2 separate regions of the Homo sapiens genome follow, and region 2 is linked to region 1. A link is an interaction called in ENCODE POLR2A ChIA-PET data of the cell type or tissue named here. Cell type or tissue: OCI-LY7. All regions are shown on one strand. Each heading gives the region's core, and the rest is flanking DNA. Links, peaks and the distances in the headings are about the cores only. Region 1 overlaps DMD (dystrophin). Region 2 overlaps DMD (dystrophin).

Region 1 (10,886 bases), core at 609-8,608:
AGATGGAGTCTTGCTCTGTCACCCAGGCTGGAGTGCAGTGGCACGATCTTGGCTCACTGCAACCTCCGCCTCCCAGGTTCAAACGATTCTTCTGCCTCAGCCTCCCGAGTAGCTGGGACTACAGGCATGCGCCAACACGTCCAGCTAATTTTTGTATTTTTAGTAGAGACAGGGTTTCACCATATTGGCCAGGCTGGTCTCGAACTCCTGACCTCATGATCTGCCCACCTCAGCCTCCCAAAGTGCTGGGATTACAGGCGTGAGCCAACACGCCCAGCCTACTGCGTATCTTTTTAAAAGTTGACTAGTTACTTGAAATGTGCCCCGCACATAGAAATGATAAATACATGAGATAATGAATACTCTAAATACCCTGACTTGATCATTAACACATTCTGTGTATGCAACAAAATATCAAATGCACTCCATAAATATGTACAAATATTATACTACAGTAAAAAACAGGCTGGGTGCGGTCGCTCATGCCTGTAATCCCAGCCCTTTGGGAAGCCGAGGTGGGAGGATTGTTTGCTGCCAGGAATTTGAGAGCAGCTTGGGCAACATAGTGAGACCCTGTCTCTATTTAAAAACAAAAAAACAAAAAAACAAAAAATAAATTTAAAAGTTAAAAAGAATAAAAGAAAAAGTCAATTGAAAAAGGTAAAACTGACAAGCTCTCTTTTGTGCCCCATTCACAAATGTGAAACTTTGTTCTATGTAATAAAATAAGTATTACTGCACACTTGCAGTGCTGTCTCCTCAACACAAAAGAGTAAGAATTGAACACTTTGCAGTCACTTCATGAAGGTAAGAAGGGAGTTGAGACACTGAGGTCTTTTTTTCACTCTTTGTTTTGACATTTAACCAAAAATACAAACGAAACTCAAGTACCTTTAAACTCCAATGTAATAGAAATAAAAATAGTATATATCCTATATAGGTAATGAAATATGAATATTCTAAAAACTGTAGATATGGCATATATTGGAGAGTTATGGTCCTTTCCTCTGTTACTTGGGACTACTTTATCATAATTATGTTTTGGGTTTTATAAAGAAGACATTACAAACATTTTGACTGTTTATGTGAGGAGAGAATGATGATCTGGAAGCAAAGAAACCTATGGATGGATGATATTCACTGGGAATGGAAATCTCCTTGTAGATTTTGTGAATCTGTGTCTGTATTGTTTGTTCATGTGTTAAAGAAATACACTTCAAACAGCATTTGCAAGTTAAAGGGAAATTTCTTAGGTGCAAACAAAATTAAACTTTAAAGGTCCTTTGAAACTAACTTTTCATAATATACAATCTTCCAATAGTGAAAATAACTTCTATTCAAGCTCTGTTTGTTTTGCACATTGTCACTTCCATCTAAAACAAGACCTTGCTTTAGCAAGTCAACCATAATGAACTTAATTAGGGACAACCTCAGGTTTACATCTGACTTGGAACTGCTTCGGAAGCCAGTGACTAAATGACTTAAATATGCTTCTCATTCCCTTTGGTCTATGCCACTTGGATTTTCATGTTTGATTAGAATCCTGCATTTATTCCTTTTTTTTTTTTTAACAGCAGAAGCTAAAAGAATCATTGCCAATGCTAACCATTAAGACAAAATCATATTCTAGGTGGATGTGAGGCTTCATATTTTTATTAGAATGGAGGGATAAGAACGTAAGGTAGATAAAAAGCCTCAGACTACATGAGTCTCCTGGTAACATACCACAGGAAACCTCTTTGCAATATTAAGTACAGGAAATGGGTGCTGAAGAATTAAGGTCACAAAGCAGAAAAGGAATAGTTACAAACTCTCTCTCTCCTCTTTCTCTCTCTCTTCCTCCCCCCTCACACACATGCACTATTTGCTTAAGTTTATGCCTTTAGAAAAAGAAGTGAAATTCACTATTTTTAGTTTCATTTTTCTTGCGGTTTTAAACTACCATTATCTGGTGAAGATGAAATGAATGAAATACTACCAAGAGGATCAAGATCCTGACAACTGCAGGGCTGATTACATCTCTCTGTTTCATTACTGATGCAAATTTTTGCGGAACTGGGAAACATGAGGCATTTTTAATGGCAGTAAGTCCACTTCAGTGACAGTATGCCTCACTGAATAAATCAGAACCAAGAGAACATCATGAACGACGCTCATGAACATCGATGTTAATATTTCTGACAGTTTAATTACATCATATTGGAGCTCTAGGAACTCAATTGTACTGTGTTAAAATTCAGGTACAGTTCAATGAAGTGACTGGCATTCCTGTTCCTGAATTATTTCAAAGATCAAATTATAAAGTATAAACCTAATGATGTCAGCCAAGTTTATTTTTCCAGATAAACTCTCTGTGAGTCTTTAATATGAGTGTCCAAGTATAATACAAATGTAAAATTGGCTTCTTTGCTTTAATGGAAAACTTTTAAGGCAGTGATAATTGTATCCATTCAGACATTTTTTTGAGTGCCTATTACATTCTAGGTAGTATAAAAACAAGTAGAGTATAATCTTGTTTTCTTCTTTTCTCCATATTTTCATGATTTCTCAAGATGGTTTTAATGCATTGCTTTTTTTCTCTTTTTCTTTTTTTTTGAGATGGAGTCTTGCTCTGTCACCCAGGCTGGAGTGCAGTGGTGGAATCTCGGCTAGCTGCAACCTCTGCCTTCCGGGTTCAAGTGATTCTCCTGCCTCAGCCTCCTGAGTAGCTGGGACTACAGGCGCGTGCCACCACGCCTGGCTAATTTTTTATATTTTTTAGTAGAGACAGGGTTTCACCGTGTTAGCCAGAATAGTCTCAATCTCCTGACCTCGTGATCCACCTGCCTCGGCCTCCCAAAGTGCTGGGATTACAGGCGTGAGCCACCACGCCCAGGCTCATCTCTTTTTAAGAATCGAAATCAGACATCACATATGTGCATGAGTAGAAGTGAATCAACTCATTGAAAAATGCTTAATGCCTAATATTTTCTGTGTCAGAATATATTGTAAAAGTTAAAACAGCTAAATGAAACCTGAAGTTAAAGTAATACCATTGTAATATTTGATACTAACCCAGATTTTTAAAATGCCTTTTAAAAACCACAAAAGTTTAAAAACAGTAAGATTCATTTATTTATTCAAATATTTATTAAAATCCAACTATATATGCCAGGCACTGTTCAAATGGTTGAACAGTGCCTGGCATATTGTTCACTGAAGATATAGCAATAAGCAAACAAACCCCACCCACACACTCTCTCTGTGAAACTCGCATTCATAAGGAGGCACACAGGCTTAACAAGTAAATAAGTAAACTATATAGGTATCTTGAGTGGTGATGAACACTCTGAGGAGAGGGCTAGCAAGGGACAATGAGAGTCATCAGAAAGTGGAGTCTTGGAAGTCCTCATTGATGAGATGCAGTTGAGCAAAAGCTTTAAGAACTGGAGGGTATGAGTTGCACAAGTATTTGAGGGAAAAGTGCTCCAGACAGAAGGATTGGCAAATGCAAAGACTCTGAGAGGAGAGTGTGACTGGCTTCCTCAAGCACAGCAAGAAGTCTAATGTAGATAAAGCAGAGTGAACAAGAGCTGGGAAAACAGTACTTCCCTGGCCTGGGGATTCGGATTTGGCCACATAACCTGCTTTGGAAAATGGAATGTAAGCGGGCATGACAAAAGTAGAGGCTTAGAATGTCTTTGACTGGTTGGGGTTGCCCGCTTGTGTTTATGTGCACAAGAAGCATATGGCCCAGGTAGCTTGCTAGCCCAAGAAGGATGAGAGACATGTTGAACAGACCTGAACCCAAACCACAACTTGGTGTCAAGTCCAGCTGATTGCCAGCAAAAGTTCAGCCAAACAACAGATGCGTGAATGAGAAATATGCAACTTGAGAATTTTGTGGTTATTTGTTATGCAGCAACAGCTGACTGATACACTATTATGGGCATGAAACAAGCCAGATATAATATTTATGGCTTGTCTAATCATACACTATGTAGCTACAACATAATAGGTGTATTAATCCATTTTCACACTGCTATAGAGATACTACCTGAGACTGGGTAATTTATAAAGGAAAGAGGTTTAATTGACTCACAGTTCCAGATGCGTGAGGAGGCCTCAGGAGGCCTCATGATTATAAGTTTAGAATCATGGTGGAAGGCAAAGGGGAAGCAAGGCACCTCTTACATGGCAGCAGGAGAGAGAGAGAGAGAGAGAGAGAGAGAGAGAGAGAGAGAGAGAGAGAGAGAGAGAGAGAGAGAAGGGGGAAGTGCCACACACTTTAAAAACCATCAGCTCTCCTGAGAACTCACTCACTATCACGAGAACAGCATGGGGGAAAACTTCTTCATGATCCAGTCACCTCCCATCAGGTCCCTCCCCTGACACGTGGGGATTACAATTTGAGATGAGATTTAGGTGGGAACACAGAGCCAAACCATATTAATAGGCAACCTCAAAATATTTCTGACTCTAACAATAATACCTGTCATCACAAGCCCCTCATCACCAAAAACAAAAACACCTTTTCACTTTTTTCACTTATTCAACAAGAAAATACTGAGTTCCAGTTGCACACTAGAGACCTGCACAGCCCTTATCCCTACTTCACAGATTCATTGCCTGCTCAAATAGCATATTGCTAGTCTTTGGGGGATTTTAAACTTAGTTGATGGCAATGCTTTAACACTTAAACTTGACTCTACTCCAAGGTGATTTCCACAAACATGCATAAATAATAGATGTCAGTGTGGATGTGGTGAAAACAGAACACTTTTACACTGCTGGTGGGAATGTAAACTAGGACAACCACTATGGAAAACACTATGGAGGCTCCTTAAAGAACTAAAATGTAGAACTACCATTTGATCCAGCAGTCCCACTACTGGATATCTACCCAAAGGAAAGGAAGTCATTATGTGAAAAATATACTTGCATACCAAGATTATAGCAGCGCAATTCATAATTGCAGAAATACGGAACTAGCTTAAATGCCCATCAACCAACGAGTGGATAAAGAAAATGCAGTATGTACGTGGTGTTTATATACACACACACACACACACACACACACACACACACGCCATGGAATATTAGTCATGAAAGGAATGAAATAATGGCATTCACAGCAACCTGGATGGAGTTGGAGACCATTACTCTAAGTAAAGTAACTCAGGAATAGACAACCAAACATTGTACTTTCTCACTTATAAGTGGGAGCTAAGCTATGCGGATGCAAAGGCATGAGAATGATACCATGGACTCTGGGGACTTGGGGGGAAGGGTGGGAGGGGGGTGAAGGATAAAAGACTACACGTTGGGTACAGTGTACACTGCTCAGGTGATGGATGCACCCAAATGTCAGAAATCACCACCGAAGAACTTATTCATGTAACCAAACACCACCTGGGTTCCCTGAAAACTACTGAAATAATAAAAAGAGAAAAATAATGTTTTTTGGATTATTAGCTATTTGGTCTTCCTGGCTTGTCTGATTGTGGTCCAAATAAATCACTGAAACATTTTTTAAAATAAGGAAAGACATAGTCAAAGTTAAATAGTACCGTGATATAGCAAAATATGATAGTCTCCTTTAATCACTGCTGAAGTGAAGAAAAAAGAAGTGGGATGACTCAATTTAATCCGAGAAAAAAGAAAAGGAATGCTTTGCCATGGCAAGATATTCTTCAGTCTTCTGAAATATAACGATGGTTTCAGATCCCTTTCTTGAAGGGAAGATATCCCATCTGACTCACTTCCCTTTGATTCAAACGCTGATAATGGTTCTATCTGCTTAAAAAGTGATTTTAGCCAGAACCTACGCAGCCTATGCAGAATAGACACAAGAATTACTCCTGTGTTTTTGTCTGAATCTAAACAAATTATTTTCTCTTTTTTTTAAAAAGGAGCTGTGTACAAGAAATTATTTTTTCTCATAAAGGGGGCTGTGTATGAACAAATACGCCCACCAACATTTTTCTTTGGATTTTAACCAGTTTCCGACTTGATGTGTTATTATCTTAGTACTTGTGTATTTCCTGCCTTTCTCCAGTATTTTTTAGAAGAAAAAGCACACTGATGTATCCAATACCCAACATTTGGCTACAATTAATTTTTTTCCATATGATATAGGACCGATGCTTTCAATTTCACACATAAATTCTGTGTGTAACACCTTTAACATATTATGGTGTACAATGTTGTTGCTGATTATTAGCTGATCAGTTGTGAATGGTGGTGAAAGATACTGAAACTAGTAGCTAAATTTCCTAAACGTGTGGGCTGTTCCATGTGTACACAAGAATGTATTATGCTTGATTTCTAAAATATTAACTCAACAAGCACTTTACTGATTGTTTGTTGCACAGAGTATCCTCATACAGTAACGACAATGAGCAAGACTTACATCCTGTCCTTAAGGAGCTTAAGTTCTAGGGAGTTGTAGGCAGAAGAAAGAAGTACTAGTAACTGGCTGAAAACATGGCTGGGTGTGGTGGCTCATGCCTTTAATCCCAGCACTTTGGGAGGCTGAGGCGGGTGGATTGCTTGAGGTTGGGAGTTCAAGAACAGCCTGGCCAACATGGTGAAACCCTGTCTCTACTAAAAATACAAGAAAAAGTAGCCAGGCATGGTGGCGAGCCTGTAATCCCAGCTACTCAGGAGGGTGAGGCAGGAGAATCGCTTGAACCCAGGAGGTGGAGGTTGCAATGAGCTGAGATCGCACCACTGCACTCCAGCCTGGGCAATAAAGCGAGACTCCGTCTCACACAAAAGAAACAACAACAACAACAACAACAACAACAACAACAAAACCAGAATGATATAATGCATGATTAAGTTCCAAAAGAAAACTCACTGAGTGAAAAGAAAGGATGCTATATTTCAGGTTAAGAACATAATGTACTCAAGGCCAAAGAGCACATTTATTCTGTTGTCAAACAGAAGGCATAAAATGCTTAAAGAGGGGAATAATATGATATAATTTGAATGGTAGAAGAGGAACTGAAGTTTCTGGAAGATAGCTTAGAAAGGGAGAGAGACCAAAGGCAGAGGAACCAATTAGGAAAGTATTCATATTGTCTGTTCAGGTAACACATGATGAGGGCTAAATTTGGGCAGAAGTAGCTGAATTGAAGAATTTTGCTCTTTTTCATAAGTAGCAAAACACACTGACCTTGGTGACTGGATTGATGGTGGTGGAACATAGCTAAGGAAGGCAGGTAAAGGAAGAAGGGGTAGAAAATGACTTTGTATAGATTGGGAAATTGGAAGAGATGCTCCAAAGGTTGATCATGATTTCAGATTAGGCTATATTTTTATTTATAATTTTATCCAGAAGATGCTCAGGTGGGAGGTCTGGGCTGGAAATCTTGACTTAAGAGTTGTCAGCATAGCAGAAGCCAAAGTATGGAAGGAGCGCCCAGGGAGAGTGAAGAACGGTGAAGGGGATGGAGAATCTTGAGGAAAACCTTGATGTGATGTACTGAGGATACCTTACCTATATGGTAATCTGGCATAAAACATTTAACCCGAACCCAATCACTTGGATACAAGCAGACAAATTCAAATTGGGGGACATTCTACAAAACATCTAGCCCGACCTCTTCTAATATATCAATGTCATGAAAGATTTAAAGAGGCTGGGAAAGTGCTTCAGATTAAAGGAGACTACAGGGACATCACTGATCCTGAATGTAAAATATCGCTATGAAGAATATTAATTGGCAGAATTGGAGGTATTTGAATTTAAATTCTACATTATATAACAGTATTGTTCTTTTTGAGCATGATAATTGTGCTTATGCAAGAATATCTTTCATTTTAGAAGGCACGTGTTCAAGTGTTTAGGGGTGAAGTGTTATGTATGAAACCTAACCATTGAGTGGATCAGTGAAAAAAAAATCCACAAACTATATACACGCATGAATATGATTAAATATGCACATAAAATATAAACATATACAGTATATAAAAATATGTTAACATACAGATATACATGTTAATCTAAATATATGCAATCCATTTAACAACACATGAATGTAAAAGTACATAAATAAATAGCTATAAAGCAAATGTGGCAAACTGTTGAATTAATTGCAGTTTTGCCATAAGTTTGAAATTGTTCTAAATAAAAAGCTAGGGAGCCATTATGTCATAAACCTCAAATGTACATGATAAATTTTTTAAAAAGCAAAGGAACAGTTTAATTTTTAAATCAATAAAATATAAAATGCTTCAAAAAACAGTAATCTGGTGGAAAGTTAGGAGTCATCAGAGATAAGGAGTTGTCTGGACATCACAGATTTGTATATGGAGCCCATGAGAGCCAATAGGGGATAAACATTGTTAATTGCTATTTTGTTCTGTATTTGCTTCCTCCAATAGAATGTACGTTTCATTAGCACATTGTCTCAGTAAGAACTGTACAGAATACAAATGGTACATAGAGACTCAGTGATAAGTATTTCATGGCTTGAGGAAATATGTTGACTCTTTAGACACATCACCTAATATGACTTGTCTCATGTTTCACTTAAAAGAAAATCAGTCATCGGGGTTGCATATTTAAAGAATGCAGCTCTATCCAGAATGTGGTTCAGCAGATCCCAGCCTTGTATCTCAAACCTTCAAAGCCCAAGTATATACACTGCATTTATTTAAACACCTGTGTGCATCCTTCAAGAAGACGGTAAGGCTTTTTTCCTTTTTAAATGAAGTTAGCTTATGCAGTTCGATATGGTTTGGTTCTGTGTCCCCATCCAAATCTCATGTTGAATTGTAATCCCCATGTGCTGCGGGAGGGGTCCGGTGGGAGGTGACTGGATCATGGCGGCGGTTTCCCCCATGCTGTTCTCATGATAGTGAGTTCGCATAAGATCTGATGGTTTAAAAGTGTGGCAGTTCTCCCCTCGCTTTCTCTCTCCTGCCGCTATGTAGCACATGCCTTGCTTCCCCTTCACCTTCCCCCATGATTGTAAGTTTCCTGAGGCCTCCCCAGCCTTGTGGAACTGAGTCAATAAACCTCTTTCTTCATAAATTACCCAGTCTCAGGTAGTTCTTTATAGCAGTGTGAAAACAGATTAATACACAGTTCAAGAAAAAGTACCCTTGAATTCAGTCTTTTCTTTCAGAGGACAAATTTAACACAGCTTATCCATTTTATGCCAGCAAGTTATCTCTTAGCTTAGCCATTGGAATATAGCACTTTTGTCCTGGTATTCAGTTCTACCATGATCTTTTTAGCTCCACAGATCATCAGGACCACATCCTAATGTGCACTTTAATTTGAGTGCTTTAACGAGTATGCTGCCTATTCGCCATTGTCAACGACCTAAATAATTATTAATGCTTCTAAGCACCCAGGGCTCTGAATCTGACCACTAAAATATGTAACTTAGTTTCATATGCTTTACTTACTTAAAAAAGGGGGAAAATCCTGAAGTAGAAAAAAATAAGAGGTACTAAAGCTCAGTTGTTTTCAGAATTTACAGACTTTGCAAATGCATACAGTTGTTTTTCATGTAGTGTGTTGTCATTTACAATCCCAACAGTTTATTAGCTATATTCAGATCTCAGGTGGAGGGAGATAATCTGACACAGAGATTGCCTTAAATCATGGAGGTGTAGTAAATTCAGGAAAATAACCTCAAACATATCCTTTTCCTTCTCAAAAAAATCAAAACCTGGCTTTCCTACAAGATTTGGCTTCTCCAGAGGAGGATGTGCCTCTTCCCACTGCTCCAGGTTCTTGAACTTCATCACATTTATTTCAACTACCCTGTCTCTTTCCTCAGAAATGTTCATCTCCTCAGAGCCCTCGTCCATCTTCTTCAACATCTTTTCCATCCTGATCTACCACTGTCGTCAGGATCTGGACCTCACCCCTCTGCTGATAAGCTCAGCAACGTTGGTCTCATCAACTCCATGAACTGTACTCCCTACCCCTCAGTGATCTCCAAGTAAAATCTTCAGCAGCTCGCTGGGAGGCACCATGTTAGATGTAGAAATTGCTTGAAAGTATTTTACTTCCATGATATCCAACTTTTGAATTTTCCCGACTGTGATCTCCAAATTTTTCGCCATAAAACTCACCCACACCCCTGACTTTTCCTTTCTGTCCTATCCATTTTGGTTAAGGCACTTTGCCTCCCTTTATTCTACCCTCATGGAAGAGCTCAAGTATGAAATGAATTCCTGAACACATCATCATATCAGGCAATAGAGCTGTAAGTGTATGGAATCAAGGAGTCACAGGTCTTTTCTATTCTGTGAGGTAAGATTTGAGAGGACCAAGTATATAACCAGTTTAGGTCCCAGGGAAAAGTAAGGAGAGAGGATGGAGCTGACTCCTACTGGGCCTTTACAGAGAAAGAGAAATGAGGAAGGGGGACCAAGTATTTGTGGCCTTCATAAAACCCTCTATTGTCTAGCCAGACACAGCAGGAAAAACCAATGAGCAGCTGGCTAGGAACCCCTGTCCTAGCCATTCATTACCACTGTAAAATGCCCTACTCTTGTTTTGACCTTTGATCATTTATGCCTCATCAGCTCCACCTTTCTTAGAACCTAGTCCTAGGCAGAGAACATTGCTAAGAATGAGAACAGAACATGTGGACCATTTCCTCAACAAATTCATCCAACTTTTGCCTAAGGCTTCCTTCTTACTTGGTAATGTTTCAAAATTGTCTTCACTTTCCTTAATCCTCATTCATTTTAAGATTACCTAGTCTTTCATTTCATTGAAACAGAAGTTTTCCACCTTCCCTTCTCTTGGCCTAAAATGGTTTCTCAAAATTACCCAATGCATTTATAGTGACCCAATGGACTGTGATTTATTTTAATTTCCATTGAGCTCTCTTTAGCATTTCACCTTTTTGTCACATCTTCCTTGAACCTCCCTA
Region 2 (16,668 bases), core at 3,400-11,399, 220 kb after region 1:
TTTTTGATGATGAAAGTAAAAAAAAGAAAAGAAGAAAACCATTTAGATTCAATTTTGCCTATAATACTAGATTTAAAAATGTAAAACGGCAATTTATAAAACAACCCTGAAGTCCAAATCTCCTCCACATTTGTTTTACTCTAGTTTTTAAATAATCATATTTAAGATTTGAGAGTTATGAGGGCTATATATTATTCTCCTTGGTCTTCTCATTTCAGATGAGTTCTGTAGACAGTATACTGTTTGCAGAGACCTTCCTTTCTTAGCTTCAGTAAGAAATATCACTACATTCATTCAAAAGATATTGACTAGAATGTAAGTTTATTGTCCACAAAGACAGAGATCTTATCTGTCTTGTTAAGAATTTATCACAATGCCTAGTACATAGAAGATGATCAAGAAATACTGAATGGATGAATGAATGAAAGGCTTTTTGAGTTCCTCTTATTTGTCAGGCACTGAGATAAGTATGAATACGGTAGACTTGAAAGCGTAATTCTGGGTATAATGAATGAGCACCAAATCATCCAACTAAATTACGATACGACACACACTCTTAATTCCAAGCTGTGACTGTTTCCCAAAGCTCAGTCCATTCCTCTGTGTATTGTGAAAGATAAGCTTTATTTCATTTTTTCTTCAACATTGCTTTTAAATAAGCCAAAAGAATAAAAGAAAGAAAGAAAAAGGACCGATAACAACATCATGGCTCTTAGAAATTATTTCAAATAAATTTATCTAAATGTAAATGTTGGTTCTTTAACTTTGTTTTAGATTCTCAAGGGCTTCCACTTTGTCTTTTGACCTTTCTGTTAATTACTCTACTTTGAGTTTTATCTTCACTAGAAGTTTAGGAGAGACAGGCATTACCTCCCCATGTGGAAATACACTGCTAGGCAATGTGGTTTCTTCCTAGTGTCCAAGCTACATCTTACTGATTACTACATACATAAATCATGTTTACTCCAGTCTAGAGAAAATATGTAACTAGGAACGTATGTTTTGATTTTCTGGTTCTCAGTTTGTCTAGACCCTAGATAAATATCCATGGGAATGCAAGAAACAGACATGACACTTACACAAATGAGCCTATTAAAACAAAAACAAAAGCAAAAGACAGAAACTCTTGTGCTGTGATGCTAGTAAATAAACCACACATATGCACACAAATGACTCTCCAGTCTATTCACGAGTTTTTGTCCTGAAGTTTTTCAGTTTGTACAGTTTCTGTGTGCATGTGTCTGTGTTGGGGGAGGAACTTCCTCGTTCATTCTTACTCCCAAATCCTCACAAGTAACACTCATAAATACGTGCCCAAACATTATCCGGGAAACGCTCCTGAGACTGATTACAGTTTCAGTTAAAATCCTTTTAACTAATGGTAATCCCTTTCAGTTAAAATCCATTATTATTCTAATTCTGATTCTTTTGAGTTGTAACTGAAAAAATAATAAAAAAAAAAAAAGTCTGAGATAAGTTCTGGTCTTGATTTCAAACTCTCCTGGGCCTCCCAGAGTGCTGGGATTACAGGCATGAGCCACCTCTACCGGCCATCTTCTGGAATGAAGTTTTGTGATAGGTATAGCTCTGCGGCAAAACAACCTGGGCTTGTTGAATGCAAAGATTAACTGAATTGTCTTTCCTTTGAGTTTATTTCTGTGTTTTCCTGACATTAGGGCACTTAGGAGTTAAACAGTGTTTCTTGCGTTTGACTTCAGGATAGATCACGGGAAACAACTAGTGCTAACATGGCACTCACTCTGAGTAGGAGCATAATTCTTAATAGATTTTGTGTGACTTATGGCATTGATACTAATGCCGTGCCATCTGAGACCATCCTTAATCTACCTTTTAAGGTTCCTGCATCACAGCTTTTTTTCCTTCCATTTTATATTTCTGTGCTGACTTCTTTCTTAATCTGACTCCTTTTTTTATTCCCTCCTTTTTCTGTCCTTTCTCCTCCAGCCCTCCCCCTTTATTATGTTCTATACAACCTACCAGAAGAGTACACAGACTCTGCTGAGGCAAACAGTGCCTCAAATGAAGGGGCTGTGCATGCTTGCAAGACAAGCGAGGCAGGATATGAATAGGACTCCTAGCCTAGTGCCAGCCCAACGCTTCTCCAAGAACATTCTTCCTCTAATTCTGATGAACTCTGCCATCAAACTGGAAGGCAAGAGAGAACAAAACAGCAAGCTCTTTGTCCGTTGTTAAGCCTTTAATCTTTCACCTCACCGATTTCTAAAATGCACTTTGGATGTTTGTTTATTGGTTTTCTTGCTTATGCAACTGCCTCATTCTGTGATAATGGAGTCAGGTTATATCAACATTAAATTGACTTCATAGACCCAAGTACCTTAAGGGTATCATTCATTTTAATTTAGAAAAGCAGCAATCAACCTCCTATCCTGTTTCATTTGTCAAAATCTTTAGTTTTAATTACATCTACAGACTTATGAAAATTGTGACAGGAAGAGAAGAGATCATAGGAAGCATTTCTTCTGCCTTTTTTTTTTTTTTTTTTTTTGGTCTCAGAGAGAAAAGAGGAAAGTTGAATTACTTTGCCTGGAAGGTGATGTAACTTGATACAGATTTTATCTTAAAAAATAGGTTCCCTTTTAAAAGTTTTCCTAATGTATCTCATGATTTGCAACAGGAACTAAAGTCAAGTGGCTCTCACCTTACAACATCATTACATTAAATCATTTACATTCCAGCCTTAGCTATTTATTCTTGAGCTTTATTTATACCACATTTGGAAGATATCGTTCTCACAGAAATTTTCTGAGGCCATTGGAGCATTCCTTTCTAGGGGCATTTTGGCCCATAAGTAGCATAATGTTCACATGGTAATTACATAATTATGCCTCCTGGTATTTGAACACAGGAGTATTTCCAAGGAACAAAAGTGGCAATTTGAAATAATCATCAGTGAGATACCATAGAACTGGTATTGTCCGAAAAAAAAAAAAAAGACGGCATATATTAGGAAATTCATATTAACGAATGACTGAAACAGGTAGATAAATGCAAAAAGATAAAGCACTGGAAATCAAACATTTTCATCTCAGTGGCAGAAGCTTTTATATTTTGGGTAACAATATACTTGTAGATTTTCAGTTTGTTCTACTAAACACTTCTTTAATAAAGGCTGGAAGGGGGAATTTGCTGAAGTCTGCAACAACCCTTAACCGAGGAAATCAACCCTCCTTAAATCCCGTACCATCCTTGCAGCATTTCCAAAGCTTCCTGACCTTGACTCCCTTCACAGTCAATTTGACCACCACTCAAGGAAGCTTGTCCGCCAGAAGACCCTGTTTCCACTTCCCGGCTCTCCTCCTCTGGCAAGTGACTGAAAAGCGCCTTTCTTTTCTCTCACTGATGCAGAACTGACAAACCAGTATCAAGCCGTTCTTTACAAATCAATAAACCGGAAGATCTCATCTACTGTACTTCCAAATCCTACAACATTCTGTCTTCTCTCTTCTTCGCATATCATAAGCCACAAGTTATTTACTTCACGCTTCTTAGTAAAGGACAGGGGATGGAGCAATGTGCTTCCATTGTTTCTCTGTGTAGATGTGTGAGAACCAGAATTAAAACTCTGCCATGGACTCACAGTCTCTACGGTCTCTCTCCCTCTGTCTTCTTTGCACACTTCTGACCTAGCCCTCCTCTTCTCTCCCCCTGCCTCCCTCTTCCCTCATTCCCCCTCACCCCACCCCCAAGGCTGTTTGTAAGCTCCCCAAATGCTCATAAGACTTTCCTGAACTATTTCAGATATTTTCACTTCAACTCTAAACTAAAACTATTTTGTTTTTCCAAATGTGGCTTTACATAGTGCAGAAAACTACAGGGAAAACATCCAAAGTACAATGTGATCTTTTATAGGAGAAACAAAAGATTGAATTTCTAGGTCATCATGGAAGTAGGTACACTTCCCTGGGCGATAATCTGAGGTACTTTATAAGCTTCTTTCTTTCACGAAAGCAAGAAATCCTAAAATCCATCAAGATACGTGCACTGTGCCTCAACTCTCTTTTTAATCCTCAAGTGAAATCAACACAGTACAGTGTAATAAAAATGCATATAGCCCCAGGCTTTGTGCCTTAGCAAAGAGAGAAAAAATAAGCTTCCTGACTTCATATGTCTACTGTGAATAATCAGTCACTGCGTTTTTGGGATTTTGCTTTATAATCTTAACGTATAGCAGTGAACTCCATGTTTGTGGTGTGACAAGAATAAAGGATTCTTTTTCTTTCTTTAAAACAGGTTGTTCCCATATTTTCCATAAGAGAGACATGTGTCGGCTTAAAAGAAATGAAACTACAATGGTGTGAGGGAGGAATCTCCTGATTGTTAGCGTATATTTTCTGCATTTTACCTGAAATTGTCAACGAAGTGTAGGTAAAGTTAAGGCGGGGCCCTAGGCTGTTCAATAACGTGGCTAACATTTGGTTTGAGGGCCTTCTCAGTTCTGTTCCCAAATAGTCAGCCTTTCTTTCCCAACTGCTTGTCCTTAGCTGATTAGTAAATAACCCTAGGAAGATAAATGATTGTTCATAACAGGCTTCCAGTACCACAGCTGTGAGTATTTGCATTTTAAGTGCAACTTTAAATAATTAAGCCATTAATTACTCAAATACTTATTGAGTGTTTATAAGGCACTTTGCTAGGAGAGGAAGCAGAAAAAATAAAAATAAATAAGAAAACAAGGGGATGGTCTTTAGTGAATTTGTAGATTTGATATTTACAAATAAGCATAATAAAGTATTATGGGAAAGATTTTAATGTAGTGCAGTCATTCCCCAATTTGACAGTGTATCACAACTATTTGAGAACTTTTCAAAAAAATACAGATTCTTAGCTCGTCTAAATAATTTCTGATTTAGTTAATTTGAGGCTGAGGCTTGAGAATCTTTACTTTCTTTAAGTCTCCACAGATAGTTCTGATGTACAGCCTGGTATACATCCATCAGTGTAGTGGAAATGCCACGAATTTTATGACTCAGGAAGACCTGAGTTGGAGTCCCTTACTAGCTATTTAACCAGCATCTTATCTAACAGCCTGTGAACCTTAGTTTCTTTATGTGTTAATAGAAATACCACATAACAACACTACCAACAATGACAGTAATAATAGCAAACATTTATAGAGCATTTACTATATCCCAAGTGCTATTTCAAGAGCATTATAGGTATATTTCATTTATGTCTTTCTTATCAGAAGGTAAATTTGATGAGGGCAGGACTCAATCTATTTTATTCATTACTGTACCCCCAGGACCCAGGTCAGTGCCTGTCTCATAGTAGGTACCTAACTAACTACTTGAAAGAATGAACATCACTATGAGGAAAGTACACCATAGTGACCATTTTACAGATGAGGAAATGGAGGCACAGAGAATGAGATGTTGTAATGTGCACAGTTGGAGAGACCACTTTCTGGCACTCGGTATGTACTCATTTTTCTGATAACTGCAAATTGCTAGAACAAGCCTAAACAGCTATGGGGGTTACAGAGTATCTGGATGAAATTAATGAAGGAGGTTGCTTTGAAACTGGGCCTTCACAATTGGGTAAGCTTTTGATGGGCAAAAACAGAAGAAACACTCTGGGTGACAAGAGTAGAATGAGCAATTTTTTTTTTTTTGGCACTAGTAAAGGCCCGGATATGAAGGATAAACAGAAAAAGAGTTGAATAATACAAGGCTAGAAATGTAGCTTGGAGTCAAACCAGAGCTGTACTTGACTGTCAGGTTTAAGAATAGAGACTTCATTTAGTTGTTCATGGGAAGGCATTCAAATATTTTTTTAATAATTATTTTAAAATTGTATTTCTTTCAAATGCATTCACATGATAATAAAATTCAAGAAAAACAAAAAAAGTTATTTAAAAATCAAGTCTCTCTTTCACCATGTCTCTCTAGCCATTTTCTTCCCCATTCCCTGATGGCAAGTATTTCCATACTCTACATTAATTTTTTAAGTAAGAAAAATATTACGTTGGTGCAAATGTGATCGCAGTTTTTGCCATTGAAGGTAATGGTAAAACCACAATTACTTATGTACCAACCTAAATATCATTGTCAGAATGGTGTTTTAGGATGAATGAAAGCATGGAGAAAGCGAAGAGAGGATAAGCTGCCAGAAACGAAAACAAGAGATGTTCTGTGTTAAATGTAACAATATCAGAAAGTAGACTCAAGGAAGCCTCAGACTCTCACCCTAGGTGAGGAGGAGATGGATAAAAATCAGAAGGAACCACTGGTTTGTTGCAGCATAGTTTGATGTAATAGCAAATCAGTAAATCATGGACGGTTGAACAAAGACTGGAGGAATGATGGGAAAATTATGAAAGGTGTGGCAGTGAATTCTCCTTAAAGCCCCTCTTATCATTCATTCTCATTGTTAGCAAGATCCCTACCATAGCTGGGGCAAAAACAATGTATTTAACTAAAAATGAGCTAAGGCGTGTAAAGCGTTTAACAGCATCTGTTATAAGGTGAGCACTGAGTAAATGGTAACTGTTACTTATTTGTATTAAAAGGTGGGGCTGGGCATGGTGGTGCAAGCCTGTAATCTCTCACAGTGACCTGGGAGGCTGAAGTGGGAGGATCACTTGAACCCAGGAGTTCAAGACCAGCCTGGGCAACATAGTGAGACCCTGTCTCTTAAAAAAAAATAACACAAACAAAAAACATGGTGTCAGAGCAGAATACAATGGGGTGAGTTTGACAGACCCATCTTTAGGGGAAGTTCCATATCTAGCTTCCCTTTTTTATAGTAAATACTTGAGCTGGTTTGTTGAGGGTAACCCATACGATTTTAATCATTTACCAGGACTTAAATCTGGAAAGTATGACAGTTGGGTTCAAGAATCAATGATTCCACCAGCATTTTCAAGGGCTGCTATGTACACTGTACTGTATGTTCATCGTGTGGTGGATGGCAAAGATGGGACATGAAAAATTTCTTTTCTCAAGAACCTTGTGTCTTGCTGGGAGATGACTGCAGCTGAGACGAATTAGAGACTTTTGAACTGATAGTCTCTGTGTTATGACCAATAAGGGCAATATGTATTTTTGGAAGTGAGACAGCAGTGAGGCCAGGAGCAATCTGGGAGGCATCAGAAAAGAGGTGACACAGAACATCATTGTCCTAGGTCAGACTCAGTATCAGCAGCTTAGCATCTCATGTCCATGAGGAGTATTTTTTGAACAGGTATTTTGCATGCCATTTGTGATATAATCTTAATGATTCAGAGATTCCTGAGATTTCAAACAGTATCACTTATAGTGTCAATCTTTCCTTTATTTTAGTAAGCAACAAGTCATCATTCTCTTACCATCTTTTTTTTTTTTTTTTTTTTGAGACGTCCTGCTCTGTTGCCCAGTCTGGAGTGCAGTGGCATGATCTCAGCTCATTGCAACCCCTGCCTCCCAGGTTCAAGCAATTCTCCTGCCTCAGCCTCCCGAGTACCCGGGATTACAGGCATGCGCCAACCCACCCGGCTAATTTTTGTATTTTTTAGAAGAGATGGGGTTTCACCCTGTTGGCCAGGCTGGTCTCCATCCTCCTATCTTTTAACCATTTCACGGTTGTTTGCAAAGAACTTTCAAAATACAGTGATTAGAATGATTCGTTTTCTTGTCTTTTCCTTACTGTATTGAAATTGATTTTTTATGGTTAGGTGAATATAGATGATTAAATATAAAAGCATTGAATGATTTTGTGTTGTTTAGATAAAAACTGTGAATTTTGCATGAGTAAAGGGCTAGTATCGCTATTGTTCCTACTTGAAAATGATTTCAGTGCACTGATATCAAACTTTTTCTAGACTTTTCCAAAGTAATCGGAAATGCTCCAAATTTTGAAACTTTTTGAGTACTGACATGACGTCACAAGTGGAAAATTTCACACCTGACCTCATGTGACAGGTCACAGTCAAAACTTTTGTGTTTCACGCACAAAAGTATTTAAAATATTGTATAAAATTTCCTTCAGGGTATGTGTATAAGGTATATACGAAATATAAATGAATTTCATGTTTAGGCTTGGGTCCCATCCCAAGATATCTCATGAGGAATATGCAAATATTCCAAAATCCACAAAAATAAAAAATCCAAAACACTTCTGGTCCCAAGCATTTTGGATAAGGAATACTTAACTTGTTTTCCGATCTAACCTGGCCCTAACATTCAACTTTGTAATATATAATGAAGAAATAAAACAACAGAGTAAGGCCGGGTGCGGTGGCTCAGGCCTGTAATCCCAGCACTTCGGGAGGCCGAGGCTGGTGGATCACGAGGTCAGGAGATCGAGACCATCCTGGCTAACACGGTGAAACCCCGTCTCTAGTAAAAACACAAAAAAATTAAATTAGCCGGGCATGGTGGCGGGCACCTGTAGTCCCAGCTGCTCGGGAGGTTGAGGCAGGAGAATGGCGTGAACCCCGGAGGCGGAGCTTGCAGTGAGCCGAGATCGTGCCACTGCACTCCAGCCTGGGTGACAGAGTGAGACACCGTCTCAAAAAACAAAAACAAAAACAAACAAACAAACAACAGAGTAAACTTCCAGAGTAAACAAATCTATACCTCAGGGATATTTAAATATCAGAAATAAACTCATACTTTTGACTTACCATCTTCATAAGGCAATGCATATGCTGAACACAGATGATTCTTATCTGTTCACCAAACTAAGGTCTTTAAGGACTTTAACTACTAAGAATATTTACGTTAATTCAAGTTAATATTTGTTTTAAAAAACAGAATCTTTTAAATATTCAGGATATAGATGTTTCACCAATTCAATCTACCCTTTCTGGTCAAAAGTTAAATAAATTGGATGGAATCTCAAGTATTCATAACTACATATAAGAACAAAAACTATCAAGAATGTATCAACAAAAGGTTTCCGTGGCCTCTTTCAGTACACATAAGACATGTATCTTTTTTTTTTTTTTTTTTTTTTTTTTTGAGACAGAGTCTTGCTCTGTCACCAGGCTGGAGTGCAGTGGCGCCATCTCGGCTCACTGCAACTTCCGCTTCCCGGGTTCAAGCGATTCTCCTGCCTCGGCCTCCCCAGTAGCTGGGACTACAGGCATGCACCACCACGCCTGGCTAATTTTTGTATTTTTAGTAGAGATGAGTTTCACCATGTTGCCCAGGATGGTCTTGATCTCCTGATCTCGTGATCCGCCCACCTCGGCCTCCCAAAGTACTGGGATTACAGGCGTGAGCCACCGTGCCCGGCCAAGACATGTATCTTTATAGAGCAAGGTTTCTCAACTTCAGCATTATTGACATTTTGGCCTGGGCAATTTTTTGTTGTGCTATCTATCCCACGAATTATAGAGAATGCCTAGCAGCATCCACAACTTCTACCCACTAGATGCCAGTAGCACCTCCTCACCAGTTGGGACAACTGAAAATGTCTCCAGAAATTGCCATGTCCCCTGGGGGACAGACTTGCTCTTGGTTGAGAACCACTAGTGTACAGTAAACTTTCACCCTCTACTTCATATACACAGATATTGATGTTTGAGATAAGAGAGTCCTATTCTATGTCTATAACTGGTTGAGGAAGGAGAAGTTAACAGTCCCGAGTTATATACAGACTATTGTCAGATCTGCCCAATTCAGTATTCCTCTAATTGGCAGTCTTTGCTCTGGCATTCCTTGTTGTGCTGACACAGAGTCTAGAAGATCTGCATTGTGATCTGATGGCTTCCCTTGTTCAATTCTGCTTCCACCCCTATTTCTTCACAGGTGTTATTCTGCAATAAATCTGCCCTGGCATCTGCTTCTTGGAGGACTCAACCTGCAACAATAATCAATCAATCAATTCCACGATTCCATTCCCCTAGCCTAGGTGGGCATGTGACCCAATTTGGGCCATAAAGAGTCAAGCCCATACTTGACCAGTCTTTAAGCTCTCGGGTCAGAGTAGCTCTCTCTTTTCTGCAGGGTATGTTGAGGGTGTTAAGAGGATGGCAGGTGGGCCTGCAGCAATAGTCTGAAAGCCACCACTGTCACCAACACCCTTTTGTTTCTTAACTAATCTGAGTTGAGTTTTCTGTCACTTACAGCCAAGAGTCCAGCCTAATATACTTTATAATAAAGGGGAAACTACAGAAACATTTAAGAAAATTAGCATTGATCCTAAAAGTTGTTACAAATTACCTCATCACAATAACTATTCAGAGCAACGTATTTAAGTTGCTCAAGAACCACAAAGCACATTGCCTTTTTAAATTTAAAGAGACTTCATAAAAATGTGGGACAGAGCAGAATGGTACCCATTATTATAGAATGATTTTACCAACTGCGGCATTAATTCTCCAAAGATTTCCCCCAGTCTCATTATGAAGAAATAATAGACATAGAATACTAGGCTGGGTGCGGTGGCTCACGCATGTAATCCCAGCACTTTGGGAGGCCGAGGCGGGCAGATCACGAGATTAGGAGATCGAGGCCATCCTGGCTAACGGTGAAACCCCGTCTGTACTAAAAATACAAAAAATTAGCCAGGCGTGGTGGCGGGCGCCTGTAATCCCAGCTACTCAGGAGGCTGAGGCAGGAGAATCACTTGAACCCGGGAGGTGGAGGTTGCAGTGAGCCGAGATCACACCACTGCACTCCAGCCTGGGCGACAGAGCGAGACCCCATCTCAAAAAAAAAAAAAAAAAAAGAATACTAGATATTAGATGCCACAAGGTTATCAATATACACTAGTTTCGAGGCTTTTTGAAAATTTTGGTGCACCCCTATCCAGCATATCCCGCCCCTCTCTATTTCACATTCCCTGTTGCTAATATTAGGAAAAGAGAACGTTTACGTGAGTATGCTATTTGATTTGAACCAACCTCTCAGGGTCAATAATATTTCAGTATTTTGTGTGCAGCATTTAAGATTATAAAGTATGCCCATTTCAGCACTCCTTTTAAACAGAAAGATTTAGTTGAAAACTCAAAGCCACATTTGTCCACTGAAAGCTTTTAAAAAGCTTCATTTGTGAAAAGACACATTGACCAGAGCTGCTGGGGATCATTAATGAAAGCTGGATCTTCAAAGGAGATTCTGTGTTACAAAAAGGTACTTGGACATTTTGGCTAAGCTGCAGACCACCTGTGATTTGGCCATTTGATAGAGGGTTGGTTGTTGACAGGTCCTAAGAGATACCCCCTATGTCTCTTCTTTTTAAAATTGTATTAAAAGATTTGTATCATGGGCTCCCTATTTAAAATGAAAGTCTGGGCAGCTGCCCCTTTTACTCCGTCTAGAAGAAGGTACCTTACATTTTCTAACATGAGTTTTCCATCAATAATTGTCTGCTATGACACCAAAGTATTCCCCACCTCCTGGCTGGAGAGCATGTTGTCTTGGTCATCTCCTCTGTTATGTTGGAGACAGAGTGACACACGTAGGTGAATGGGGTCTAAACCAATTAAATCCTTGTCTGGGTCTAAACCGATTAAAAAGGAACTCAAATCTATTTTCTCTCAGATTGGGAGAGTCCACGAAAATAAAAAAGCCAAACAACAGAAATGCTGCCCAGTTGCACAGGATGTTGCTATTATCTAGCATTTGCACATCAATTTATGTTTTCAAACTCATTGACAGTCACTAGTTACCGGCAGGCACTCTGTTAAGAAGTAGAGAACTCTAAGCTGAGTTTTGACCATAGATTCCCGGAAGTGATTTACAAGATCATTTTCAAATTTGTATGACCAAAAGGCATTTTAAATATGATTTTAAATTGCAAAGGGACGAAATCATGGGCTTCTTGTGTTTCTTTGGATGCCAATCACATTACTTCGAGAGCTGGCATAGGTCGTGGATGTCTCAGGCTACGCACCACTGATAACACAAACTATGCGGGCACTGGAGCAGAAAGATATGAGCAGAGGAAGAGAGATAAGTGGTGCCTCTAAGACCCCAGAAAGTGGTTTTGAACCCTTGTGGATCTCACTGGAAAGGGATTAGGAGAATACCACCTGGCAGAAGACCATTCTCTTATTAAGGCTGATCCACTCTCTCTCTCTCTCAAAAAAAAAAAAAAAAAAAAAAAAAACATAAAAAAAAAAATAAATAAATAAAAAAGATAAAAGAAAAAAAAGAAAAAAAACTTAAGTAGGAGGGAAAGTCTAGAGTTGACAGAGCTGAAAGGCTCTCAAAATTTTAAGACTTTTTTTTTTAAGTGTCTTAAAATATTTTAGGGACTTTAACTTTGTCTTAGTAAAGATGATAAAATTAAGTTCACTACACACTCATTCTTTTTAGAAGCTTTTCACCTCCCTTTTAACTGTGTGCATTTAATTTGTGTAATAATCACTGTATGTCCCCTTCAATGTCCTTTTGTATCTTTTTTTTTAGCATTTTAGTCTATTTCTGTCTGTCTGATTTTTTTCTTCTATTCAAAGACATTTTCTCCTCTATTATAGCTTTATTTAATGTTTCCCTTATGCTACAGCATAAGTGCCTTTTTTTCTCCATCCATATCTCTAAATTAGGGGGTCCCTCTTCCTTTTCTATGCAGCAGTCTGTCTTCAGCATGATGTCTTCACTTTTCTCTATTGTAGTCTCTTTTGTGATTGGCCAATAGCAAAATGAAACTTACTAGAATCCAATCCCAAAAGCACTTTAGAAGGATGGAATCTTATCATTTACTCCCTGAATCACTATCATCAGTACAGTTGGTGTAGAACGGTATTCCATTCTGGGGCTCATTGGATAAGTATGAGTTCAACCTGGCAGCTATAAAATAACCGGGGGAAAATCTTGTTCCTTTCCTCCTTTATAGCTCGGAAATTTGTGAGTGACCTTGCTTCTTTATTTCTAATTATGCCCTATGGAAAAATAACGCCTTTTTTTTCATTTATATTGTATAGTGCCTAAGATTTTTGGGGGCCTTTAATGAACAGCAGTACAATTTCATTTTCATTTTACAGGATATGCAATATAATTTTGAAAAATTAAACTACATGCTCGAGGAAGGATTCAACATTTCCGGAGAACCTAGCATTTTCCCTCAGAAGACTAAAATTAGATCCTGTTTTAATGACTGTCCCTGCAACACTGACTTCTATGTAATGAGAATGTTTCCATGTTCCTGCTGACAGACCACCTACTATTCTTTGCTGATGTGGGGCTGATAATTCTGACAATCAATAATAATAATTGTATAAACATTAACATGTATTGAGTGCGTGCTTTGTGCCAGGCACTGCACAAAGTGCTTTATAATGATTATTTCATTTGATCTTTGTAATAACCCCATGAGTTAAGAATACAAATGCTCTGGCATATCAGAATTGTTCACATTTGATGGTTGACTCAATATCGACTTTTAAAAACTGTCTAGAAACCTCCCACGACACTTACTGCACTGATGGTTCTCCATACTCCTCCAATGACACAAAGCCTATCCTGCTTTGAATTCTTGTATTATTATTATTCATATAGGGAGAATTCAACAAATAAACAGGTATTCTATTGACACCAAGAAGACTGACACTGCCGCTGCTCTGCTCCACTTTGAGGTTTGTAGCAAATATGTCTGGTGCTTGCATCACATCTTGTCAGCCCACCTGTGATTCCAGTGTCAGCAGTAGTGGACGGTTCTGTGCAAGTTCTAACTCGTGCTGTATAGCCAGCATCCCTTCTCAAAAGGGATCCCTGAGCCTTTCAGCTTTCTGTTCTAGGTTCCCCTGACCCCCATGACATGGGAGCTTCCTGGGTGGGCAAGCATAGCCAGCCACAGGGGTTAGTGCTTTGGCAGCAATTCTCTTTTTCCCCTCCCAACTTCTGCACAGTGTTTATTGAGCTTACTCATATCATATAGTTCACAGCTTTGATAGAAAAACTTCTTGTTTCCTTTTTGTATTTATACTTAGATTTTCTACATTGTTTTGAATCTTTCCGACGTTGTGTGAAGTTCAGAGCAGCGGAAAAGGCAGGGGTGCACTGGAGAGGATGTGTCCCACTCAGATCCAATGCTTGCCCATATCAGATGAAAAAGGAATCAATTCTCAACCAGTGGGAGCAGGAGCAGGTATACACATGCTCTGGCTTTCCATATTTCAGGCTGTAGCTACCTATATCCAGATTTGTTTTCTTCTGTACACTTCTCAACAGTTCCAGAGAATTGCTCATCTTTCTTTGTCGCTTCATTCTTCTTGTTCTCTTATTCCTGCTTCTTAGAATTACTTGCACCCAGGTCCCCCCGCCCTTTTTTTTTTGAGACAGAGTCTTGCTCTGTCGCCCAGGCTGGAGTGCAGTGGTGCAATCTCGGCTCAGTGCAGCCTCTGCCTCCCGGGTTCAAGAGATTCTCCTGTCTCAGCCTCCCAAGTAGCTGGGATTACAGGTGTGTGCCACCAAGCCCAGCTAATTTTTGTATTTTTAGTAGAGACAGGGTTTCACCATGTTGGCCAGGCTGGTCTGGAACTCCTGACCTCAGGTGATCTGCCCACCTCAACCTCCCAAAGTACTGGTATTACAGGCATGAGCCACCATGCCCGGCCCGAGGTCCCTTCTTGATTCTGTGATGAGGTAACCCCTCACTACAAAGCCAGGTCTTAGGATAGGTCTCACCATCATTAAACCTGGACTCTTGGAGAAGGCAAATGTGAATACCATTAAAAACCAGAATCTGTGATGTTGACAGTGGAAAGTCTACATCACTCATTATTTAAGACCCTCTTTGTCATCAATAAATGTTCATGGAAATTCAGGCACTATCTTAGGTCCCACTGCTGAGGCCGGGATTTAATCCAGAATCTGATAACAAGATTTGTTGGAACTTCTGCCTTAGGGCAGGAGAAAACAATAAGAAAGACTTTAAAATAAGGAGAGTCACCTAATCAGATCTGCATTTTAGGAGGATTACTATAGGCGCATTGTGGAAAAGGGATTCGGAAGCAAGAACAATATCAGGGAGATAAATTAGAGGCTATGTAGCATTTGAGTCAAAAGATATTGGAGTCAAGGGAGGTGTAAATAAGGGAATGAATTAAGAGATGGCTTGGGGATAGAGCTGACAGAATTTGGCAATGCATCATGTTAGATTTAAAGATAAAAGTAGATTCAGAAATAATACCCTAATTTTTGACTTGGGCAATTGGGTGAAGCGTAGCGTTCATAAGAACAGCACAATTAGGGAGGGAAAAATGTTGAGGGTGGATTGGGACAAAAGGAGGATAATAATGAGCTGCTGGGGACATGTTAAGTCTGAGGTGTCTGTGGGACATTCAGGTTGTGGTGGACAAGAAACATAGAAGGTGGCTGGGTCTGAAGCCCAGGAGAGAAATAAGTCTGACCTTACTTCAATAATCAAGCCAGCCATTTCAAATAATTATGCTAGAGCAATTGAACATCCATATGCAAAAAATAAACCTCAACTTAAACCTCATACTTTATATAAAAATCAAATGGATCACAGACTTAAACATAAAATGTAAAACTATAAGACATATAAAACAGGAGAGCCAAAATGGTGAAACCCCGTCTCTACTAAAAATACAAAAAATTAGCTGGGTGTGGTGGTGGAGGCCTGTAGTCCCAGCTACTCGGGAGGCTGAGGCAGGAGAATGGCGTGAACCCGGGAGGCGGAACTTGCAGTGAGCCAAGATCGGGCCACTGCACTCCAAGCTGGGCGACAGAGCGAGGCTCCGTCTCAAAAAAAAAAAAAAAAAAGAACAGGAGAAAATCTTTGGGATCCAGGGCTAGGCAAAGTATTCTTAGACTCAACACAAAAGCATGATCCATAAAAGGAAAAAGCGATAAATTCAACCTCGCCAAAATTAAAATTCTTTTTCATCCCCTGTTAAGAAGATGAAAAGATGAGAGAGAAAACATTTGAAAACCCTATACACAAGAAAGGACTAGTATCTGATACAGAAAGAACTCTCAAAACCGAACTATAAAAAAACTTTTGAATTAGAAAATAGACAAAAGACATGAACAGACATTTCAATGAGGAGGATATACATATGGCAAACAAGTACAGGAAAAGTTGTTCAACAGCATTTGCCACGAGGGAAACGTAAATTAAAAGCACAATGAGATATTCCTACACACATATCAGAATGGCTAAAAATAAAAAATAATGACAACACCAAATGTTGGTGAAGATGCAGAGAAACTGGATCACTCATACATTGCTGGTGGAATATAAAATAGTACAGACGCTTCGGAAAAGTTTGGCAGTTTTAAAACTAAACATTCAACTACCATATGACCTAACAATTGCACTCTTCAGCATTTATCTCAGGGAAATAAAAACTTATGTTCACACAAAAACCTGTACATTAATGTTGGTAGCTTTATTCACAATAGTCCAAAACTACAGATAACTCAGATGTCTTCAAGGGGTGAGTGATTAAATAAACTAGGGTATATCCAAACCATAGCATACAACTCACGATAAAAAGGAAACAAGTCTTGCTGCATATAAAAAGAGAAATCTCTAGGGAATTATGTTGAGTGAGTCAAGTCCATCCCAAAATATTACATACTGTATGGTTCCATTCATATAACATTATTGAAATAACAAAATTAAAGAAATGGAAAACAGACTAGTAGTTGCTGGAAGTAGGAGGTAGGGGGGGCAGGGAAGTGGGTGTGGCTATAAAAGGCCAATAGGAGGGATCTTTGTAGTGATGAA

Evidence for each region. Peaks named below come from ENCODE experiments on the same cell type or tissue, not always from the same donor. Only the 100,000 strongest peaks of a DNase experiment are listed, where the experiment ranks them.
Region 2: POLR2A ChIA-PET joins it to region 1 with 5 read pairs; 2 of 35 experiments call an interaction of 5 or more read pairs at or near these places.

The regions. Positions count from the first base shown.
Region 1 is chrX:31,134,442-31,145,327 of GRCh38, forward strand. All of the region lies in intron 76 of DMD (dystrophin), which reads right to left. Among named protein-coding and RNA genes, the nearest start is that of FTHL17, 68 kb to the left of the region's middle. In OCI-LY7, for the core only: no CTCF peak of the experiment used is centred there; a DNase peak (open chromatin) is centred at 1,990; H3K4me3 peaks cover 1,658 bases; H3K27ac peaks cover 3,283 bases.
Region 2 is chrX:31,354,419-31,371,086 of GRCh38, forward strand. The region is part of intron 60 of DMD (dystrophin); the gene reads right to left. Among named protein-coding and RNA genes, the nearest start is that of FTHL17, 290 kb to the left of the region's middle. In OCI-LY7, for the core only: no CTCF peak of the experiment used is centred there; no DNase peak of the experiment used is centred there.